Linked DNA regions of Homo sapiens: region 1 is linked to region 2. A link is a loop called in an ENCODE intact Hi-C map of the cell type or tissue named here. Cell type or tissue: A673. All regions are shown on one strand. Each heading gives the region's core, and the rest is flanking DNA. Links, peaks and the distances in the headings are about the cores only.

What was found. Peaks named below come from ENCODE experiments on the same cell type or tissue, not always from the same donor. Only the 100,000 strongest peaks of a DNase experiment are listed, where the experiment ranks them.
Region 1: it touches region 2 in a loop (2.7-fold over the local background); 7 of 110 quality-filtered maps call a loop at or near these places.

Annotation. Positions count from the first base shown.
Region 1 is chr18:58,994,907-59,003,578 of GRCh38, reverse strand. It overlaps the pseudogene OACYLP. Among named protein-coding and RNA genes, the nearest start is that of ZNF532, 130 kb to the right of the region's middle. In A673, for the core only: no CTCF peak of the experiment used is centred there; DNase peaks (open chromatin) are centred at 4,548, 4,998, 5,488 and 7,238; H3K4me3 peaks cover 666 bases; H3K27ac peaks cover 4,367 bases.
Region 2 is chr18:58,938,952-58,947,623 of GRCh38, reverse strand. ZNF532 (zinc finger protein 532) reads right to left here. Exons shown (of 10, transcript NM_001375912.1): 5 at 8,003-8,179. Among named protein-coding and RNA genes, the nearest start is that of ZNF532, 78 kb to the right of the region's middle. In A673, for the core only: no CTCF peak of the experiment used is centred there; DNase peaks (open chromatin) are centred at 4,573 and 5,073; H3K27ac peaks cover 7,090 bases.

The sequences.
Region 1 (8,672 bases), core at 493-8,492, 56 kb before region 2:
TTAGTATCAATTCCACATATAATGAATTGATTCTCTTGGAATACTTTCATTGATTTTTGCCCAACTCTTGTATCTGTAGCCAATCTATGGTTTCAGCTGACTAAGTATTGTCCCAACATGAATGTTGATATTTTCAAGTTAATGAGTAATACAGATGTGAAACAAGGAAGATGTATGTCAGAACTTATTTGTCCATGATGTGAGCAAATTTTTTGCTGAATTTTATAACGGAGTACTGAAGATACTTCCTTATCTTTTTGTGCTATTCATAATGTAATGGTTAGTCATTACACACTTCTAATTTACACTCAACATTTTATCCATTAATTTCCTCAGTCTAGACAATAAAACAATAAATCAAGCCCTGACTTGTAGCAATTGCTGACTTCCCTGATGAAGATACAGCCCCCGTGGCTGACCCCCAGCTCTCAAGGTGACGTCCCTGAACACGAACTTAGAAGGCCGTGCACAGTAGCATAGCAGTGACTTCCACTATACAGACATGAGAGCTGTAAATAGCATTAACAATATAGATAGATTTTTTTTTCTTTTTTTTTTTTTTTGAGACAGATTCTCTGTCTCCAGGCTGGAGTGCAGTGGCGCGATTTTGGCTCACTTCAACCTCTGCCTCCCAGGTTCAAGCGATTCTCCTGCCTCAGCCTCCCGAGTAGCTGGGATTACAGGAGCATGCTACCACGCCTGGCTAACTTTTGTATTTTTAGTAGAGACAGGGTTTCACCGTGTTGGCCAGGATAGTCTCGATCTCTTGACCTCGTGATCCGCCCACCTCAGCCTCCCAAAGTACTGGGATTACAGGCATGAACCACTGCACCTGACCTACAGATAGATTTTTTTTAATGTAGTAAAATAATTAGGAAGTGATGAGTTTTGAATATTTATTACTTTTGGGCTGGGCATGGTGGCTCACACCTGTAATCCCAGCACTTTGGGAGGCCAAGGTGGGCAGATCACCTGAAGTCAGGAGTTTTGAGACCAGCCTGACCAACTTGGTGAAACCCCGTCTCTACTAAAAATATAAACATTGGCCAGGTATGGCAGCGCACACCTGTAATCCCTGCTGCTCAGAAGGCTGAGGCAGGAGAATTGCTTGAACCCAGGAGGGGGAGGCTGCAGTGAGCCAAGATTGCCCCACTGTACTCCAGCCTGGGTGACAGAGTGACTCTGTCTCAAAAAAATTATTACTGTTGTTCTTAATAAAATTTAATTGTAAATTTGCATGAGTTAGCCCCTAAAAATATATTTAACAACCACCTTGACACTTAACAATTGGCTCTCTCAAGCCAGCACAGACTACCTGTAGCACACTGCTGGGCTTAGGAGTTGGAATTCCTTTTTTAAATTTTAGGTTCTAGGTATATGTGCAGGTTTGTTATAGGTAAACTATGTGTCATGAGGGTTTGGTTGGAATTTCTTAAAGTTGCTGTAGATTTCCAGAATTGAGGACACAGCCTGGCCATTTACAGGTGAGGAACCTTGTTAAAGGTGAAGTGTTAAGCAAGATGATGTGGCCACACAGCTGGTGATTGGCCTAAGCAGGAGGCGGTCCCAGGCCTTACCATTGCCAGCCTAGCACAATTTCCACTGCTTAGTATCCTGTCTCTAAACCTGGATTCGTTTACAAGAGAAGTACAATGAGGAAAGGAACAAAGTGCCTGTGGGAAGGTTCAGGGGGTCAGGCAGAGAGAGAAAGAGAAGGAGAAAAGAGACCAATTATCAGCATAGAAGGACAGCCCAGACAGGGGACCCGACCCAGAATTACAATAGAAATAGATAAGTATGAAGAAAGAGGAAGGGCAGCTCATTCCATGGTGGTTAATGTAAACAAAAATATGATTCTAAGACCCCCAACCATCTGAATGCACCCTTCCTTTCAGCCAAGGGCATTCCAAAGTCAACCTGAAAAACTAGTTCAGGCCACAATGGGAAGGGAGGGGGGACATCCCTCATTATGCCCTCCTCCCTTTCAGAATTCAGGCACAACCGGCCAGTGTTAACGTAAGACTGATAGAACAGACTTAAGTCTGATAAGAGACATTGACAACCTATTGTCTCTGAAGCTTGTTACCTGGAGGCTTCATCTGCATAATAACCTAGGTCTCCATAATCCCTTAACGTAACCCACACACTTCCTTCTATGGATTCCAGGTCTTTAGATAAACTCTTTCAACCAATTGCCAATAGGAAAAGCTTTGAATCCACCTATGACCTAGAAGCCACCCCACCCCCTTCCAGTTGTCCCACCTTTTCAGACCAACCAATACACATCTTACCTGGATTGACTGATGTCTCGTATCTCCCTAAAATGTACTAACCTGAAGTCTGACCACCTGGGCATATGTTCTCAGGATCTCCTGGGGCTGTGTCACAGGACATCAGTCACTCATTTTGGCTCAGAATAAATCTCTTCAAGTATTTTACAGAGTTTGACTCTTTGTAGACATTAAGGAGAAAGAACATTTAACAATAACCAGGAGAGAGGATACCAGTGATCTTTCTGGATGTGGTTTTTGTTGTGTTGTTTTGTTTTTGAGATGGAGTTTAGCTCTTGTCACCCAGGATGGAGTGCAATGGAGTGATCTCAGCTCACTGCAACCTCTGCCTCCTGGGTTCAAGCAACTCTCCTGCTTCAGCCTCCTGAGTAGCCGGGATTACAGGTGCCTGCCACCATGCCCAGATAATTTTTGTATTTTTAGTAAAGATGGGACTTCACGATGTTGGCCAGGCTGCTCTTGAATTCCTGACCTCAGGTGATCTGCCTGCCTGGGCCTCCCAAAGTTCTGGGATTACAGGCATAAACCACTGTGCCTGGCCTGGATGTGGTTTTTGTACGTGATAAGAAGTTGAATGTAGGACTTCTGAGGTTTATGGAGTTTAAAACAGCAGCAACAAAACCAGAAACAGTGAGTCCAGAACACTCGCTAAGGACTTCAGCAGCGAAAAGAGACATAAAATAAAAATCCCAAGATCCTTGGAGGGTGGCAAAACCAAAGCACACAAAAGTACTTCGTGGATTTTGTTTCTGTAAGGATGGTGGACATGAGAATGTTAGAAAGCAAATGGAAAAAGATGGTGGAAAGATTGAAACGGAGCCTCCTTTTGGAGTTAGATTACTACAGTGTTTCCTACCATGGCTGCCCCTTTTAATCCATCTTGCCCACTGCTGGATTGAGTCTCTCTAAATATCAGTCTCTCTCCTGTTCTAGAACAGCCATGACTCAAGGACTCTCTCTCTACCTTATTCCTCAGGCCCTGGCCGATTATCCAAGCTCCTGTATAGCCCATGCCTGCCACCATCTTTGTGTTTGGGGATTGGAGGTGGCATTTAAAAATGCCATCATGAAGCTGGGAGTGGTGTTTCACGCCTGTAATCCTAGCACTTCAGGAGGCCGAGGCGGGCAGATCTCTTGAGGTCAGGAGTTCGAGACCAGACTGGCCAACATGGCGAAACCCCGTCGCTACTAAAATTGCAAAAATTAGCCAGGTGTGGTGGCGCATGCCTGTAATCCCAGCTACTTGGGATGCTGAGACAGGAGAATTGCTTGAATCCCGGAGGCAGAGGCGCAGAGATCGCACCATTGCACTCCAGCCTGGGTGACGAGTGAAACTGTCTCAAAAAAAAAAAAAAAAAAAAAAAAAAAGCTATTGTGTGATATTTAATACATTAAAAAGGCATAAACAATAAAACAAATGCCTATGTTCCCACCACCCAGCTTAAAAAGTAAAACTTGACCAATCATTTGAAATGTGTGTTCCTAATTGCATCCCCACCAAGGCTAGCCCTGGACTGAATTTGGAGGTTATCATTCTCATGCATTTCTGAACATTTGACCTACGTATGTAGAACCACATAGAGCAAGATAGCATCTTAAATTGCATTTGTTTAAACTTATATATGTATATAACTTTCTACAGCTTGTTTTTTTCTTCTTGATGTTATTTCCATGCGATCCTTCCATATTGATATGTGTAGCTCTGCTTCACTCTTCTTGCTATTGGGTTTTATTCTGTTGTTCTTGTTTCTCTTGTTGTGGCTTATTTTATTTATTTATTTTTTGTGTTTTTTTTTTTTTGTGAGACAGAGTCTTGCTCTGTCACCCAGGCTGGAGTGCAGTGGAGCAATCTCGGGTCTCTGCAACCTCCGCCTCCCATGCTCAAGTGATCCTCCCACCTCAGCCTCCTGAGCAGCTGGGACTACAGGTATGTGCCACCACACCAGGCTAACTTTTCAATTTTTAGTAGAGACGGGGTTTCATCATGTTGGCCAGGCTGGTCTCAAACTCCTGAGCTCAAGCAATCCGCTTGCCTCAGCTTCCCAAAGTGCTGGGGTTACAGGCGTGAGCCACCGTACCCAGCCCTGTTGTTGCTTATTTTATTCAACAATTAAAAGTGCAGACTCAGGAATCGGACGATGTGAGCTCAAATCCTATTTCTACCACTGCAGGCAGGATACTTTGCATTTCTGTGGCTCCATTTCCTCTTTTATAAAAGAGATGATACTAACACTGTCCTCCCCCGCATAGTGGCTGCTAGAACTAAATGGCACCGCTCCCGTCCAAGCCTCGGAATGATGCCTGCCGTATAAAAGTACTCTCACCAGTGACTCTTATTCTTTTTCCATCTGCATGACTGCCAGGAAAACCAAGCTGAGAACTAAGGTCAGAACGACATGCTGTGCTCAAAAATCTCAGGCGAAATGTCAGAGCAACAACGCCAAGTATTTTCCGGTACATTAGAATGAAAATCAGTTTAAAAAACTACCGATTATTGTATTCATCTGTTAAAATAAATTAAGTCATCTATCCACTTAGATAAATCATTCAATTCTTTCCCAAACCATTTATCTTGGAGGTATCTTTTTAACTTACAAGATTTTCAATTTTCAGGCTCCTACAGATGGAACAAGGTTAGTGCATGACTAGAGCAACTTACAAGGCAAATATAGCATTAACATGGCTGTGACTAATGATGACAATATGTGCCACCACCTCATCACCAGGAATCTGAGCCAGCCATGGCACCTTCTGGATTTTCTTGGCCCGCTTATTTGGCCCCAGTTTGTCAGAATGTTCCCTGTCAACATCACCAAGTGTTGTAGCAAAACACAATCAATTTCAAAATGGGACTTGAAGAAGATGGCTAGTAAATCAATTGGATTTGTATTCTCTCGCTATTTCATTAAGTATCCAGACATCTAATCCCATGTAGAATGGCAACTGCTTCAAATTATGTGCTATTTTGAATTACAAAATATCAGATGAAAGCTTTTGATTACCTTTATGATGGATATTATGCTACTAAGCATTTTTCAATACAAAGTACATTAGTCATGCATTCAAAATGTGAATGGAAATTGCTATGTTCATTTGTCTGGCTTTGGAAAAAGCAAGTTTTTACATTTTTCCTTGTTAGTGGTTTCCATCAGCATCAACTATGAATCATTCTTCTGAAAAAGAGGTTACCCCAATGAAAACACATCTGATTTTTTTGTCCCTTTCCGGCAGGAAAGTATGTGTCTCTTTAGTTGTGGGAATGATTTTGGGAAATACTAATAATAAACTTCTGACCATCCGAAGTCCATCTATATCACATGCCAAGAGGCGTGGCTACAGTCTCACTCCTTCCAGCTTGAGCCCGTGCATTTACCAACACACTCCTTAGCATTTACTATCAAGCACAGAATGGGCAAGACTTTTTCCCCAAATAAGGAAGCAACTCATTACTAAAAGCAAACTAAATGTCTAGAAAAAGAAGCCAGCCGGGGGCAGTGGCTCACGCCTGTAATCCCAGCGCTTTGGGAGGTCAAGGTGGGCGGATCATGAGGTCAGGAGTTCGAGACCAGCCTGACCAACATGGTGAAAATAAAAATACAAAAATTAGCCAGGCATGGTGGCGGGCACCTATAATCCCAGCTACTCAGGAGGCTGAGGCAGGAAAATCATTTGAACCCAGAAGGTCGAAGTTACAGTGAGCCAAGATCGTACCATTGCACTCCAGCCTGGGTGACAGAGTGAGACTCCATCTCAAAAAAAAAAAAAAAAACCCAAGATATCTCATATAACAGTGAAATGTTATCCATATTGATGACATCAATGATGTTAATAATAATCAGCATCATACAGTATATAAACTATTCTCATCTTTTTCTTTTTTGAGAAGAAGTCACGCTCTGTTGCCCAGGCTGGCATGATCTCTGCTCACTGCAACCTCCGCCTCCCAGGTTCAAGTGATTCTCCTGCTTCAGCCTCCCAAGTAGCTGGGAGTAGAGGCGTGCACCACCGCACCTGGCTGATTTTTGTATTTGTAGTAGAGACGGGGTTTTACCATGTTCTCTAGGCAGGTCTCGAACTTCTGACCTCAAGTGATCCACCCACCTTGGCCTCCCAAAGTGCTGGGATTACAGATGTGAGCCCCCGTACCCGGCCTCTCATCTTAAGAGGTTGGTCTTCGTGAGATTCTTCTGGCTAGACTGACGGTAGAGCCTCCTACGCTAAAAATTCTCCTCCCTCTTTGATTCCTGGCAAAATGCAAATTAAGGCTCATCTTCTCTTTCCTTTCTGGTTCTGTGTCTTTAATTCTCAAGAGTTTGTCTAGAATGCTCCCAGCACAAACCTCCACTGCCCTGTGTTCACCTACACGTGTTCACCTACACAATGGGCCAGGGAAACCTACTTACTTCTTAGAGCGTATTCTTTGGGCTTCACTGAATTCAGATCGGAAAGGAATTCATCAGTATCTTGCACGCACTTCAGAGAGATGTTTCTTGCAGGAAAAACAAAAGGAAATTGAAAAGACAGCAGGCAAAATAGTAGAGTCAGGCTCATCATTGTCTCCTAACCTGTTAGGATAAGCCTCACGTCTTTGACAAACAGCCTGATATTTATGAAACACTGGTGTATAATATGTCGCGGGTAAATGGGACATGCTCGCTCCTTAACAGGCGGAGAGACAAGCTGCGTCTCCCAGCCACCTGCAAAGCGGCCGAGATGAACAAACCATGGAAACCAATTTATATACAACTTGTTATTGTTGAGTAACACAGCACTGTGGATGTGGGGGCTGCTGACCACCTGGCTTCCTTTAGTTATGCAGGTTAACATTTCCAGTTAACATGGATAATGCTGGATTTTCTCTAGCTAGATGGCCTGGAGTACGTCTCTGGGTTTCAAAAATATAGTGACTATGTTAAGTGGCAATATTTGGCTTTTGTCCAAGAAGGATGATGAGCTCGTAAAACATTTGGATGAATGATAAAGAAGGGCTTCTCCGTGATAGTCTGCATAGGGTATACATCTGCCAAAGCGTGTGCTGGACTTCCAGAGTGGTATCAGCGTGGGAATGTTGAACTGCCCCGTGGGAAGGAAGTTGTTGCAGTAGGACAAATATGCACACACATCCACATGTGGGAGTTTCGAAAACACATCCTGGGAAGTCAGACGCTGATGAAGGACCATGGGAATGGTACACAACTACTTTGAGAAAACATAAAATGTGTCGATCTGGATTTCTCACGGTGTAAATATTCTTTTTCCAGAAAGGCTTGCTTTAAATAGTAACTTCCATATCTCCATTTAAAATGGGAAGCAATTTCTGTAGATCTTGTTTACACTGCTGGAACACATCTGCACTTGTGGGTGGCCGTGACTCAGTTGTGCTTCCTGCTGCCAGTTGGCTTCAGAGCATCTTCTATTCTAGCATCCCAGACCACCCCTTTCTATGCACACACCCCGCCGACTCTGACTTCTGTTCCTTTGTTCGTGCCCTGCCCTCTGTCTGGAGCAACCTTCCCCCAGCTCCCCTTCTGCTGGGCATCCTCATCTATTCCTACTTATTCTTCTAAGTAGGTGTTGGCTCTTCCAGGAAGCCCTTCTGGGCTTCCTGAGAGTAGGCTATGAGAGTAGCCTGTTCCCTCTGCTGCCTAATTGCTTTGCACACTCCCTTTACCTCCTCACTTTGAAGGTATCTATTTCTGTCTCCTTTTCTCTTATAGACTGGAAGCTCCAGGAGGGCAGGCACTGTGCTCTTTTAATCATCCTGGAATATTCTCAGGCCTTCTGGGTAGTGATTAAGAGCCAAAGCTGTTCCTTACTGGCTGTGTGACCTAGAGCAATTGTGCAGTCTCATTTATCTTATCTTGAAAATGAAGATAATTATAGTCTCTACACCTTGGAATTATGAAATTTAATATGAAGTATTAAAAGAAGGCCAAGTGTGGTGGCTCATTCCTGCCATCCCAGCACTTTGGGAGGCCAAGGCAGGAGGATTGCGTGAGTCCTGGAGTTAGAGGTTACAGTGAGCTATGATTACACAACTGCACTCCAGCCTGCACATCAGAGCAAGATCCTATGTCTAAAAAAATAAAAATAAATTTTAAAAGTACTGAAAGAGGCTGGGTGTAGTGGCTCATGTCTATAATCCCAGCCCTTTGGGAGGCTGAGCAGGAGGATCACTTGAGCGCAGGAGGTCAACCAGCCTGGGCAACATGGTGAAACCCCTGTCTCTACCAAACATTTATAAAATTAGCCAAGCATAGGGGCACACACCTGTAGTCCCAGCTACTCGGGAGGCTGAGGTGGGATGATTGCCTGAGGCCAGGAGGTCGAGGGTGCAGTGAGCTGCATTTGTGCTATGGCACACCAGCCTGGACAACAGAG
Region 2 (8,672 bases), core at 316-8,315:
TTCATTTAGAGTCAGTAGCAATTTTACATTTGAATGTCAATATTTCTATACCTGTTCTTAACACAGGAAGCCCTACACCAGTAAACAAATATACAGTAAAATCAAGAAACAGAAAATAAAATCGATACCACTGTTATTTCAACAATGCTTGAATGTTTCTTACGCTTTAAATGACTTAAAATATTCACTTGTCTCCTACAAACTATTTCCATGACTAATATGTTACTAACAAGCAGCCTCCTCAAATGAATTCAGCAGACCTGAACCTTCTGAACATAATCCCTCCTGCCCATCCACACTCTCTACTGAAACGAGGGCACGAGATGTCTTGAGAGGGTAAAGGGCTGCGTCTACCCTGCTGCCGGCCTCTGCCTCCAATGGATGTGTGTTCGGTCATTTGAGAACAGCTCTGATGGCAGCAGGTCACCATTTTTTAGTCACTGCTCTGGGTCACCCTGGCACATAGGAGAGGGCCTATGGGCATCTGTATTTCCTCTGGAGAACTGTGAGAATGGGCACAAAGAATTCTAAGGAGCCGCTTAGGAAAAGGTCAGAGAAAAGCTGACTGGATGTGAGGGTCAGAAATGAAAAGAGAGAAGTTGAGGTTTTACCTGGCATTCCTACGGCAAAGTTGAAGAACGGAATGCCTCCTAAAACCACCTGCCTTCCCTCTCTCAGGGCCCTGAGAGAGGACTTCCCATGTAGCTTCAAACCTCACTGTGCAATTCTCTGTCCAAAGTTACAGATGTAACTTTTTTCTCTTTTTCCCCGTAAGATTTATAAGTTTAACTGGATTGGCCTGTTTTTACAAGGTCTTGAGATGTTAGTTACTTTACTGCAGAGCACAAGTACCCTTGGGGGAGGGGGTGTTGAGAAGCAGACAAGGTTTTCGGGGCCGTACAATGCAGCACAATGTTGTATACTAATCATTTGTCATCATTAACCGTAGCAGGTGTGACAAAGATGTTCACTTCCTCCCTGTTTGAAACTGCTTAGTGTTGTGAACGGCCCAAATGTCCAAGAGTATAAATAAGTGGTTAAATAGAAAACTAGGCCAGCATGGTGGCTCATGCCTGTAATCCCAGCACTTTGGGAAGCTGAGGCAGGTGGATTGCCTGAGCTCAGGGGTTTGAGACTAGCTTGGGCAACAGGGCGAAACCCTATCTCTACTAAAAATACAAAAAATTAGCTGGGTGTGGGAGCTACAGGTGGCTGAGGCACAAGAATCGCTTGGGCCCAGGAGGCAGAGGTTGCAGTGAGCTGAGATCACGCCACTGTACGCCAGCCTGGGCAACAGAGCAAGACTGTGTCTCAAAAAAAAAAAAAAAAAAACTATATGAAGATTTTTTAAAATGATGTCACAGACCTATACCAATGGCATGGAAAGATTTTCATGCAAATTAAAACAGAAGATAACAAGATAGAATGTATGGTATGATCACATTTTTTAAAGGGCATAGAAAAGAAAGAGAAGGCATAGGATTGTCAGCATCTCTGCTGGATGATAGTATATGTATTTTTATTGCTTTGTTTGTCTCTACTTCCTGTTTTTTCTGTAATTGGCATAGGACAATTGTTTTAAAAAGGATAGACTTGGCCGGGCGCAGTGGCTCACATCTGTAATCCCAGAATTTTGGGAGGCCGAGGCAGGCGGATCACAAGGTCAGGAGATTGAGACCAACCTGGCCAACATGGTCAAACCCCGTCTCTACTAAAATACAAAAAAGAATTAGCAGGGCATGGTGGCGTGCACCTGTAGTCCCAGCTACTTGGCAGGCTGAGGCAGGGGAATCGCTTGAACCCAGGAGGCAGAGGTTACAGTGAGCTGAGACCACGCTGCTGCACTCTAGCCTGGTGACAGAGGGAGACTCCGTCTCAAAAAAAAAAAAAAATAAATAAATAAATAAGGATAGCCTCAAGAAAAGAACTGAGATTTACTAGCTAGGCTAAGAAATTGCTGAGAACTCAATTTTCACATTTTGAGAAATCACTATTTCACAGCTATGCCACAGCTCATTTTGTTCATGCTACATTCCTTTGGGGAGGGATTCTGTTGTTTGGACGTGCTGTCTTAACAACAGGAAGTGTAAAACAGGAGACCATCTATTTACGTAGCTATCATTCTGAGGAGGCTGAGCAGGTTGTTGGTGTAATATTAGAATCCCTCCCCACAAAATACTAACAGATATAAAAGGGAAAATGGTGACTTTATAATGGAGAAACTGCCTCGCCTCGATGATGAAGGGTGGCATCACCACTACCTTGTAAGACAGGTGGATGTCGCCCTTGCCCCCAGAGTGATCCTTTGAGAAAAGCATGGCATCACGGCCCAGGCATTGCCACCAAGAGCACATGCCTGAGTCCAGCAATGACAGTGCAGTGACAGACCAAGTGAGGGTCAGCCACAGGAGAGGCCTGGGTCCCCTTTTGGACGGCCAAAGACATGAGAACAGGGGACACTGAGCAACTGCTTCAGACGGAAGGACACTGATAAGGCAGCACAAGTAAATCCAAAATGTACACCCAGATAAGATCTCGGACCAGAGAGGAGAAAGACACGCATAACAACTGGGAGGAATCTGGATGAAGTCAATGAATTGGATGGTATTGTAATCAACAATGACTTCCTGACTGGGGGGCTGCACGGAGGTTACTTACACAAGTTCCTTTTGTGGAAGAGAGCAGAACACACCAAAGCATTTACATCATGGTCCCCCTTTCCTCCTAAATACAAAGCAGGGAGGGAGACAGACCAATGACTGCAACGCTAACAACCGAGGAATCTGGGGGAAAAAGATGCAAAGATGCATGCGTTCTCTCCATGTTCTTCCAGCTTTTTTGTAGGATAAAATCCATTACAAACTGCAGCTGATTTTTTTTTTAAAGTCCAAATACGACAAACCTCACAGACATGTCTTTTAGGAGCAGAATCTGAGGATGGAGCAAACTCTCCAATGAAAATGGAAAATCCCCAGGGAGACCGGCTACCAGGCAGAGAGGAGGGGCAGCATTCAAGATGGAGAGACCACTCTGCACAAAGGCAGGGGTCTACTGGGCACCGTGTGCTAGGAAACAGTGAGAACCCCAGTGTAGCTGGACTCCCAGGGGTGTGGGAGTGGCCAGAGAGGGTGCTTTAGAGTTGTGCAGGGCTTTGAAAGCCAAACCTGGAAGTCTGGACCTAATCCTAAATGCAAGATCGGATGAGTAGCAGGGTGACTACACCACAACAAAGCCAGTACGGGAAGGAGAAGAAGGAAGAGAGAGAGGAGGAGAGGGGGAGCGGGAAAGGAAGGAGAAAGAGAAAAGAATAAAAAGCTAAAACCAAATACCCATACTCAGGTCAAATTTACAGCAACAAACTCTCCAGAATACTTCAAACAGGTGTCACAACAAATAAATAAAAGACTCCAAGCTTTGAAATTGCTGCCATAAACCTCCTACATTACCATCAACTGAATCCAACTAGGGGCAAAGCACCACCCTCCGCGTCATACACCTAATCCCCACAGCCACAGTGAGGTAGATGACACTGCTGCCATTTCACAGATGGGACACCAGGACTTAGCAGACTAGATAATCTGCTTGGTGTTAAACAGATTCTAGGGCTAAAGTTCAAATTCAGCTTCCTCTGACTCCATACTCCTCTCTCATGCTGCTATTCTAATTTTGCGTGTTTTACTTCTCAGGAACATGTTCAAAAACTCTTGTCTCTTATACAATTCTTATTTTGAAGTTCTCATTTCTCCACTTACATACATTTAGAAATTGCAAATAAAAGGAAGGCACAGCAAAAGAAACTGCTGTTAATCAGCAGTCAAGGAAAAAATAGAAGCAGACACAAAACTTCATTACCATAAGATATAGGCCAGGCATGGTGGCTCACACCTATAATCCCAGCAATCTGGGAGGCTGAGGCAGGCGGATCACAAGGTAAAGAGATCGAGACCCTCCTGGCCAACATGGAGAAACCTCATCTCTACTAAAAATACAAAAATTAGCTGGACATGGTGGCGCGTGCCTGTAATTCCAGCTACTCAGGAGGCTGAGGCAGGAGAATCGCTTGAACCAGGGAGTTGGAGGTTGCAGTGAGCCAAGATTGCGCCACTGCACTACAGCCTGGCAACAGAGCGAGACTCCATCTCAAAAAAAGGAAAAAAAAAAAAAGGCTGGGCGCGGTGGCTTATGCCTGTAATCCCAGCACTTTGGGAAGCCGAGGTGGGTGGATCACGAGGTCAGGAAATCAAAACCATCCTGGCTAACATGGTGAAACCCCGGCTCTACTAAAAATACAAAAAAATTAGCCAGGCGTGATGGTGGGCGCCTGTAGTCCCAGGTACTCAGGAGGCTGAGGCAGAAGAATGGCGAGAACCCGGGAGGCGGAGGTTGCAGTGAGCAGAGATCGCGCCACTGCACTCCAGCCTGGGTGACAGAGCGAGACTCCATCTCAAAAAAAAAAAAAAAAAAAGATATAGTAATGGACAGTCAAAATGATCTCAAATTATCCAGAAAAGATTAAGGGGTACTCAGAGTTTCCTTTTAAACAGCAGGGTACTATGCCTGCCCACACACTGGAAAACAAGAAACAAAGTGCTTACAACAGTACCCAGCACAGAGTAAATGCAGTAAATTAAACAACAATCGTGTGCCATGCTTTTTGAACTGGGATGCTGGGTATTTTTTCATACATCCATATGTTCTCTAAGAAAAACGGGTGAGAGGTTATTTTAACACTGATCATTTAAAAAAGTAATGCAAATCATTTGCATACATTTATGTTATTTGTATAACCACCTGTTAAACAAATACTGCTGGGGAATTTCACTGCCTGAGCTGGGACTATTTAGTCATTTTGGACTTATGTAAACAGAATAGAGATGGATTTAATGCCAAAAGAAACCTTTGGGTCAAATGTAGGCCAAACAGCCACAGGATGAAAGCTTTTACCTTAGTTTTAATTGGAAAAGGGGGTGAGGGAGGGTTATCTCCGGGAACACTGCAGTACAGGCCTACTGGGCCCAACAGAGCTGGTGCAGCAGCCGTCATTGCCACAGTCAGGCTGCGGGTGAGGGCTCCAGGCAGCCAGACCAGCCCTCACACTGAATCCATGCGATTAACTTATCTTTCACTGGCTTTGGAGTTTTGTTAACCACTTCTTCTACAAATTTGTTTCATTTTTATAATTTAAAATACAGTACCTATTTTTAGGCTTGCACTTAGGAAGGAAGGAAGGAAGGAAGGAAGGAAGGAAGGAAGGAAGGAAGGAAGGAAGGAAGGGAGGGAGGGAGGGAGGGAGGGAGGGAGGGGCCAGGCGCGGTGGCTCACGCCTGTAATCCCAGCACTTTGGGAGGCCAAGGTGGGCGGATCACGAGGTCAGGAGTTCGAGACCATCCTGGCTAACACGGTGAAACCCCATCTCTACTAAAAATACAAAAAATTAGCCAGGCGTGGTGGTGGGCGCCTGTAGTCCCAGCTACTCAGGAGGCTGAGGCAGGAGAATGGCTTGAACTCGGGAGGTGGAGCTTGCAGTGAGCTGAGATCGTGCCACTGCACTCCAGCCTGGGCGACACAGCGAGACTGAGGGGGGGGCGGGGGTAGAAAAAAAGAAAAGAAAAGAAAGAAGGAAGGAAGGAAGGGAAGGAGGGAAGGAGGGAGGGAGGGAGAGAGGGAGGGAGGAAAGGAAAGAAGAAAAGAGAAAAGGAAGGAAGGAGGGAAGGAAGGAAGGAAGGAAAAGGAAGGAAGAAAGATGGAAAGAAAGAAAAGAAAGAAAGAGGAAGGGAGGTGAGGGGAAGAGAGAAAAGAAAAAAGAAAAGAAACAAAGAAAAGAGAAAAGAAAAAAAGAAGAAAAAAGAAAAGAAAAGAAAATACTGGGGCTGGGTGCAGTGGCTCGCACCTGCAATCCCAGCACTTTGAGAGGACTGCTTGAGCCCAAGAATTCAAGACAAGCCTTGGCAACACGGCAAAATCCCATCTTTACAGAAAACTTAAAAATCAGCCAGGCGTGGTGGTATGCGTGTGCACCTGTGGTCCCAGCTACTAGAAAGGCTGAGGCAGGAGGATCACCTGAGCCCAGGAGGTCAAGGCTGCAGTGAGGTGTGATCACACTCCAGTTTGGATCAGAATGAGACTCTGTCTCATAAAAAAAAAAAAAAAAAAAAGAGAGAGAGAGAAAAGAAACCACTGGAATAATTGTTTTCTATACAATACCCAAATTTGAAGAAAACTGTTTTAGCCTATTTTAATCATTTGCTTCCTTACATTCTGAGGTAACAACTACTGTTCCAGATGTCACACACATTTCTGACAATCAAATTTTATTTATTTTAATAAAGAACCAAATAAAAACTGTATTCATCCCAGGGGGAAAGGCTACATTAGTACCCACAAGTCTAACAGTCCTGAAAACTGAAGACACTAAAATTCACTAATCCCCATCTTCAGAGTCAAGACATCAAGACATGTATGGATTCCTTAATTTGTAATGTGTTTCATTTTGGGATCAACCTACAAAGATCAGAATGAAGGTCCTACTAAAATAAAATTTAACTTCAACATGTTTTTTTTTTTGATAAAACAGTCACTTCTGTAGTATTCAATCACATTTCCCCAAAACTAAATGTTTCAACAAAAGCCAGGAGAGAGAGAGAGAGAGAGAGAGAGAGAAAGAGTGTGTGTGTGTGTGTGTGTGTGTGTGTGTGTGTGTAAAATATGGCATAGCTGTGTATCTTCCCCCTAATACTTCCTTAATTATGGAGTTATGGGCAAAAACACAGCAACAGATTTGGACAGCAAATCTAGCTTCTTGTAATGATCAAACTCTATGTTGCGATAACTAATCCAGGAATAAAAGGAGCACAACCAGGAGCATTAATCCAGTGCTGTGTGCACAAGGAGGGAGCGAAGACACACAGGAAGGAACTAATGCTGACAGAGCCCTCCATGCTCCAGACACAGGCACTGTTGTGCTACACATTTTAAATACATCATCTCATCTCATCCTCACTTAAGCAGGACCCTCACTTCATGGGGGAGAAGATGGCCGCTGAGACAGTGCAGGTCCCAGGTCACCCAGCCGGTGGGTGGCAGGATTCCGACCGGCTCCAGTGCCCACACTCCCTCCTCTTTGTTAAGCTGCCCCTACTGCAGGCAGGCAGCCCCTTTTTGCTAAAGAACCGCTTCATTATTAAAGACTCCACAAAGCAAAAATCAATCAAATTAAGAGCAAGATTAAGGCAAAAAAAAATTTACTAATCAGGGACTTATACTGGCTATGAAGTTAAATTCAGTAACCAGTGTCTTAAGTTGCCTTCATCTTAAAAATATTACTTTTTAAGCAAAAGTGTACCCTATAAAAAAGGAACTATGGAAAAATTTAAAGATGACAGGGTTTCTAAAAAATAGTTTTCCTAGGAGTTGTCAAAAATCATCTTAAGAGGCTGGGTGCCGTGGCTCACGCCTGTAATCCTAGCACTTTGGGAGGCCAAGGCAGGTGGATCACGAGGTCAGGAGATCGACACCATCCTGGCTAACACCTTGAAACCCCATCTCTATTAACAATACAAAAAATTAGCCAGGAGTGGTGGCATGCACCTGTAGTCCCAGCTACTCAGGAGGCTGAAGCAGGAGAATCGCTTGAACCCAGGAGACGGAGGTTGCAGTGAGCCAAGATCGCACCACTGCACTCTAGCCTGGGCGACAGAGCGAGACTCTTGTCTCAAAAAAAAAAAAAAATTCATCTTAAGAAAAAAATATAAATATTTACTTGTTGAGCAAAAATTCGTGACAAGAGCATAAATAATAGGTAACGTTTTTGGACAAGGTCTTTACCTGGAAAGAACAGAAAGATTTGGATGAGCTATGAGCTGTATTTCATAAAGCATCAAAATTGGCATAGCTGCATAATTTTTCAGATCTTGGTAAATGTTATTCAATAGAACGACTACTACCTTGCTTCTAAATTGCTAATAAAGCAGTGGAGTAAAACTTGAAAGTCGGTATGACTTACTTTGGTTCTCCTATCTTGATGCCAGGATGCTGTGTGTAGGCGTGGGAATGTGTGCTTGGGGCAGACTTAAACGCCATTGGACAAATAGGACACTTGTAGAAGACTTCACAGTGAGAACCTTGAATGTGAGACTTCAGAGCAGCCACATCAGAGTACACAACATTGCAATGCACACATCTGTTAGAAAAATAAACACACGGTCATTAGCACAAGACCATAACACACGTGTAACTGCAAAAACTGGGTGAGATGAACACACTTTCATAGCCCTTTTAGGTTTTTAATGGCCCTTCGGAAGTATATTTTAGTTTTTTTCCTATTATAAATCAACTTAATTGTTTATGGGTTTTTTTTTTTTTTTTTTTTTTTTTTTTTGAGACAACGTCTCGCTCTGTCGCCCAGGCTGGAGTGCAGTGGTGTGATCCCGGCTCATTGCAACCTCCACCTCCCAGGTTCAAGCAATTCTCGTGCCTCAGCCTCCCAAGTAGCTGGGATTACAGGTGTGTACCACCATGCCCAATTACTTTTTGTATTTTTAGTAGAGATGGGGTTTCGCCATGTTGGCCAAGCTGGTCTCAAACTCCTAGCCTCAAGTGATTCGCCCACCTCAGCTTCCCAAAATGCTGGGATTATAGGTGTAAACCACCATGCCCAGCCTATTTTTATATGT